2 separate regions of the Homo sapiens genome follow, and region 2 is linked to region 1. The links are chromatin loops, found by intact Hi-C in ENCODE. Cell type or tissue: PC-9. All regions are shown on one strand. Each heading gives the region's core, and the rest is flanking DNA. Links, peaks and the distances in the headings are about the cores only. Region 1 overlaps TGFBR2 (transforming growth factor beta receptor 2). Region 2 has its middle 79 kb from the start of RBMS3-AS1.

Region 1 (2,923 bases), core at 184-2,683:
GGGGACATTTGGCAATGTCTGGAGAAATTTTTGGTTGTCACAGCTGTGGGGTGGGTGCTACTGGCATCTAGTGGGTGGAGGCGAGGGATACTGCTAAACATCCCACAGTGCACAGGACGGCTTCCCTCCCTCCCAACACACAATTATCCAATGCAAAAATAAGTCAGCAGTGCTAAGGTTGAAATACCCTGGTGCAGGCACTATGACATTAACTATTTAGAACCCAGTCGATAACTAAGAAGAAGCTACAGAATCTCTCAGATTCCAAAACAGGTAGCATGAAGTTCAGGCAGAAAATCTCGTGCACTTTGTCACAAGAAATGACCAGGAGACAATTTCCTAAGGCATATTCATCTCACCATTCATGTAAATCAATTAAAAGCACCAAATGGATGTGGTATCTGGGTAGAAAAGGGAAGCATGGAATATGACAAGAGTCAAGAAGAGAGCCAACAGCTTGCTAGTATGAGGAATAGAGAAAATAGAAGAAGCGGTAGAAACACTGGCTGTGAAAATCCCTGCAAGAAACAGCCATGTGGATAGAGGCAGCTCCTGAGACTGTGGGAAGAGGTCTTCTGGGCATTCAGAGGGACATCATGCCAGGACGCCAGCATGGCAGGCAGGCCATGAGCAGCATCTGCTTCATCTCATATTACTGAGCTTCTGTGACTTTTTTTTTTTTTTTTTTTTTTTTTTAAGGACTGTGAGACTGTCAGTTGAGAAAGACAGTATGAAAAAGTTGGAGATTATTTACTTGGTGACGTTTTCTGCATAAATTGCAAAATAACCAAATGAGGCAAATGGATTTAGCTACTAGGAATGGGAACAGGAGGCAGGATGCTCACCTGAGTATTTTGCTTTATTCAATCTAATAAACATTTTATTTATGTAAAAGACAAACAATGCATAGAATAAAAATAAGTGCTTGAGACTTTTGATATAAAAAGAGTATATAGCATTCACATTCCTATTTTAATACATGAGTACAGCTGAAGTGTTCCATAAAAGAATAAAACTTTCCCTTTATGTATAGTAGTGAAAAAAGTCAGTATTTTTAGGAACTACAGAATGTTATTCCTTGGTCTTTTTTCTTGAATAAGAAAAAAAAACATAAACAAAACAAGCCACAGTATCCTCTGACACTACATTCCAGTTTATGCTGATAACCCAGAAGTGAGAATACTCTTGAATCTTGAATATCTCATGAATGGACCAGTATTCTAGAAACTCACCACTAGAGGTCAATGGGCAACAGCTATTGGGATGGTATCAGCATGCCCTACGGTGCAAGTGGAATTTCTAGGCGCCTCTATGCTACTGCAGCCACACTGTCTTTAACTCTCAGCCCACCCACACTGAGGAGGGTGCCTAGAGGTTCTATTTCCAAACCTTTGCATGTATCTTAAAAATCTCAATAAAATGAGACCTTCCACCATCCAAACAGAGCTGATATTCTCACTACCAGTCCCTCTCTAATATTCCTATTTGGCTGAAAATAAGTAGCTTCAAAAAGTTTTAAAAAAGAGATTACTTGCAGCATTAACACTTCTTTGTTGATTAACAAGTTTCCTATGGAGTTTTAAAGCTCATACTTTGTTCTTGTCCTTGTGGACACAAATTTTCTAACTGCAAATGGGACCTTTGTGTCCCACATTCAAATCCTCTCTAGTAATTTCTGCAAAGGTTGAGAAGGCTGGCATGATGGAGAGAACGGTAACCATGAGGAAAGCTTCTTGGAGTAAAGCACTCCTCTCTCCAATGCAGAGGGTAAAACTATTAACATATAAGCAAAAGAAACTTGGGCTAACTGAGACCCTTAAAGGAGTTCCCCTTTAGTCCAATAAAAGGCCAACTTCAAATCTTAACACCAGATAAGGTAGTCAAAATCATATTATATACCCAGAGAATGACTGCTTGAATGGACATTTCTTACAAGGGACCTTGGTTAGGTGCAGATTTAATTCCTAGACTGGGGTCCAGGTAGGCAGTGGAAAGAGCTAATGTTTACAGTGAGAAGTGAGGCAGCTTTGTAAGTGTCTCCACACCTTCACATTTTGTGAACGTGGACTGGAGATAACTGAAAACCATCTGCTATCCTTACCTGGGGATCCAGATTTTCCTGCAAAATCTCCAAATATTTATAAAGTGGCTTCACTTTTTGAAACGCTGTGCTGACCAAACAAAACATATGTTTAGAGTGCCTGAGGTCATAGTCCTGACAATGATAGTATTGTGTAGTTGAAATCCTCTTCATCAGGCCAAACTGTGCTTGAGCAATCAGGAGCCCAGAAAGATGGAACCCATTGGTGTTTGTATAGAAAACTAGAAAATCAAGTCAAGTGTAATGAAAAAGTAAACACGATAAAGCCTAGAGTGAGAATTTGCTCCTTTTTAGAAAAGGATGAAGGCTGGGAGCAGAGAATAGTAACATAAGTGCAGGGGAAAGATGAAAAAAAGAACAATTTTTCATTAGTAGATGGTGGGGCAATCGCATGGATGGGGACATCTGTTCTGATTTTTCTGCAACCCATGAAGGTAAAAAGTGGGGTTCAAAACATTCAAGGTATTAAAGATGGGGTAGAGTTTCTAAACTAGGTTGAGGGAGAGTTTCTAAACTAGCCCCCCAGATTTGGGGCTTGGAGCTTAAATGAAAAGTCCAGGAGAAATAAGGGCACACAGGAACCCCGGGAACACTGGTCCTCAAACAGTGCCACTGTACTTAGTTCCATGGCCAGAAGAGAAGTGCTAGGCAGGGAATGATTATTTTGCAAAAGCAAGTGCAATGTGGTCATAGCTGGCTGTGAGACATGGAGCCTCTTTCCTCATGCAAAGTTCACTGTTTTACAGTCAGAGAACCACTGCATGTGTGATTGTCAAATGCTAATGCTGTCATGGGTCCCTTCCTTCTCTGCTTGGTTCTGGA
Region 2 (2,923 bases), core at 202-2,701, 680 kb after region 1:
CAGCTATGTTTCTGTGTTCTCTTGTTCTTGTGGCCTGGAAGCTGGTGGCTTCAAGCCTGGCATTTGTGTCCTCCAGAATCTGAGCAGCATTGCAAAGTAGCTAAGTGTCACCTTGGTTCTACCATTGCCTCCTTTCATCTTCTTAGATATTAATCTTGTCTTTAACTCTCAGGAGTTACCCTCATAAAAACATCTTTAAAGAGAAACATCAGAACTAAACAGTTAAAATTATGCATAACACTTGATTGATGATAATTTTTAGAGCATTTACACATGATATATATATTGCCTGTTTTATCATAATCATTCTGAGAAATAAAAGATATGTATTTTGAGACATAAAAAACCTGACATTCAGAAAGGAAGAAAAAATATTTTGCAGATGGTATACCTAAAGTCAAAATCCAAGCTCTTTTCACTGCTTGCCTGGTATTTTTTCTAATATTTTGTTATCTATCTCTAAGAATAAAGTTATAATGGTGAAATGCCAGGTAATAGAAAAGTTATTTTGGGCAAACAATTCATTCCTTCAAGCCATATGAATAGATTCAGCATTATTAGGAGGAAAATCATTGGCTTTTGTACTTAGCTGATCCTGTGTGTGGATTTTGCCTGTACCATGAAAACATGGCCAAGTCCTATAACTTTGAAAAGTTATGTCCAACTTAGAATGGCATATTCCACTCTCCTTGCTGTCAAAAGAATTAAATGTCCCAGATCACTTGGGAAAAAGATAACAGACACTCTGTTAAGGGGCTGAACTAGGGAGTAAGCAGCAGCAAGGGTTAAACATATTGCCCACAAAACTCTCTGATCTTATTTCACACCAAAATGTCACAAACTGGTACTTACTAGAATACAATACCTTACAAACAAGAATGCCTACTCTCTTTTGGCATCATTAAATTATTTATGGAGGGTCCATTTGCTAGAAACTGTTCAATGAATGAGTCAATGAAAAGTTAAACCTATCTATTTGGTAGACAAGTACTTTCCTTCTAGAGTAAATCAGACAGACTCAAATACAGAAAAGATTGAAACAGCAAGTTATTTCTGGAACAGAAAATGTGAATTGTGTTGAGTTTTGTCACTAAGGTGATTAGAATAAGTGTCCAATGCCCTTCTTCTACAGAAATCACAAATCCCAGGCCAAGTGAGGCAATCTATTAAAAAAAAATGCTGATTAAAAACAAACAAGTAAGAACACACACACACAAACAACTGCCTTCCCCATTGGCATTTCCCAAAGTCATTTCAGAAGAAATTTTTGAAGCCAGGGGTTGAGAATTTGAATGTATTTTTAAAGCACTCTCTAGCCCTTCCTAAGTATAGGTCCATGGGTAGGTTGCCCAACTCTCCAAGCCCCATCTGGGAAATGGGGACAATTTTCCAATCCCTGTCTCAGAGCACTCTTGTGAAAGTTGTATGAACTCAAGTATGTGAGGGCACTTGGTGCAGCTCTTGGCACAGAGTGAGTGCCCAGTTAATAGTGATTCTTTCTCTTAACAGCCTTATCTCACATTACTGGTTTTGTGTAGGAATAGAGAACCTGGGATTTGGGTTTGGAATCCACTAGAGACTAATACAGCAGCGCCACCTGGTGACCATTTTACCACAATAGTAACCTAACAACGTCCTAAAGATCATGGGTGAGAAAGCTATCTCCCTTTGTTTCTAAAGATTTAAATAAAAATACAGTCTCTTGATATATTAGAGAGACTTTTATCATTATTGAAAGTGTCACTCCTTAAAAAAATCCAGAAATAATCAAATTCTCAGAGATTAAGTTTGAGCTATATTTTCATTGTACTGCCTTTGGAAAGCAGCAGTTAAATGTTATCTTCATCAGCATCAATTAAAAAAGGCATAATGGAACATAAACCTTGTTAGAACTATTGAGAATTGACAATTCACTCTGTTCTTCTTGGAGAAAATAAATTATTAGACAGTAAAAAAATGCATAGATATGAGATCAGAAAATCATGATTATTTTATGTACGAGGGTCACATAATAAATGTAGTTTGTTTCTTCATTTCCTAGTCTTCATTCTGCTGTGTTCATACCTTGTAACCTAGGGTTCTTCACCAGAAACCTCTAGGTACATTTTAGGAAATGCCAAAATGTCTTGCAATTTGAAGCAAAATTTTTGTGCATATTGGGTGGTGGTGCAGTACTATTATTTTTTAATCCTAAACAAATAAACAAAAAAGAATTTCTATCAAAAGAAAGCTTTGATAGAACATGGGTGTGGTGTTCTGAATGTTTATGTCTCCCAAAAATTCATATGTTGAAATACCCCTAAGGTGATGGTATTAAAAAGTGGGGGCTTTTTGACATGATTAGCTCATGAGGACTCTGCCCTCATAAAAGGAATTAGTGCCCTTATGGAAAAGGCCTGTGAGAACTTGTTTGCCCCTTCAGCCTTGTAAAGACACATAGAAAGCACAATCTATGAGGAACAGGCCCTCACCAGACCCCAAAACTGGTGCCTTGATCTTGGACTTTCCAGCTTCCAAAACTGTGAGCAATGAATTTCCGTTGTTTATAAATTACCCAATCCAAGACATTTTGTTACAACAGCCCAAACAGAACAAAGGCAGTGGGTAAAACTAAGTTCAAGATCTTTGTTCCAGGCCGGACACAGTGGCTCACGCCTGTAATCCCAGCACTTTGGGAGGCCGAGGCGGGTGAATCACAAGGTCAGGAGATCGAGACCATCCTAACACGGTGAAACCCCGTCTTTACTAAAAAATACAAAAAATTAGCCGGGCGTGGTGGCAGGCGCCTGTAGGAGAATGGCGTGATCCCGGGAGGCGGAGCTCGCAGTGAGCCAAGATCGCGCCACTGCACTCCAGCCTGGGCGACAGAGCGAGACTCCGTCTCAAAAAAAAAAATCTTTGTTCCACACTTACTTTCTTAAAC

What was found. Peaks named below come from ENCODE experiments on the same cell type or tissue, not always from the same donor. Only the 100,000 strongest peaks of a DNase experiment are listed, where the experiment ranks them.
Region 2: it touches region 1 in a loop (14-fold over the local background); 13 of 110 quality-filtered maps call a loop at or near these places.

Annotation. Positions count from the first base shown.
Region 1 is chr3:30,692,025-30,694,947 of GRCh38, reverse strand. TGFBR2 (transforming growth factor beta receptor 2) reads right to left here. Exons shown (of 7, transcript NM_003242.6): 7 at 806-2,923. Among named protein-coding and RNA genes, the nearest start is that of TGFBR2, 87 kb to the right of the region's middle. In PC-9, for the core only: CTCF peaks have their summits at 1,029 and 1,233 (motif pointing right); a DNase peak (open chromatin) is centred at 1,297.
Region 2 is chr3:30,011,803-30,014,725 of GRCh38, reverse strand. No RefSeq gene overlaps it. Among named protein-coding and RNA genes, the nearest start is that of RBMS3-AS1, 79 kb to the right of the region's middle. In PC-9, for the core only: CTCF peaks have their summits at 1,420 and 1,623 (motif pointing left); no DNase peak of the experiment used is centred there.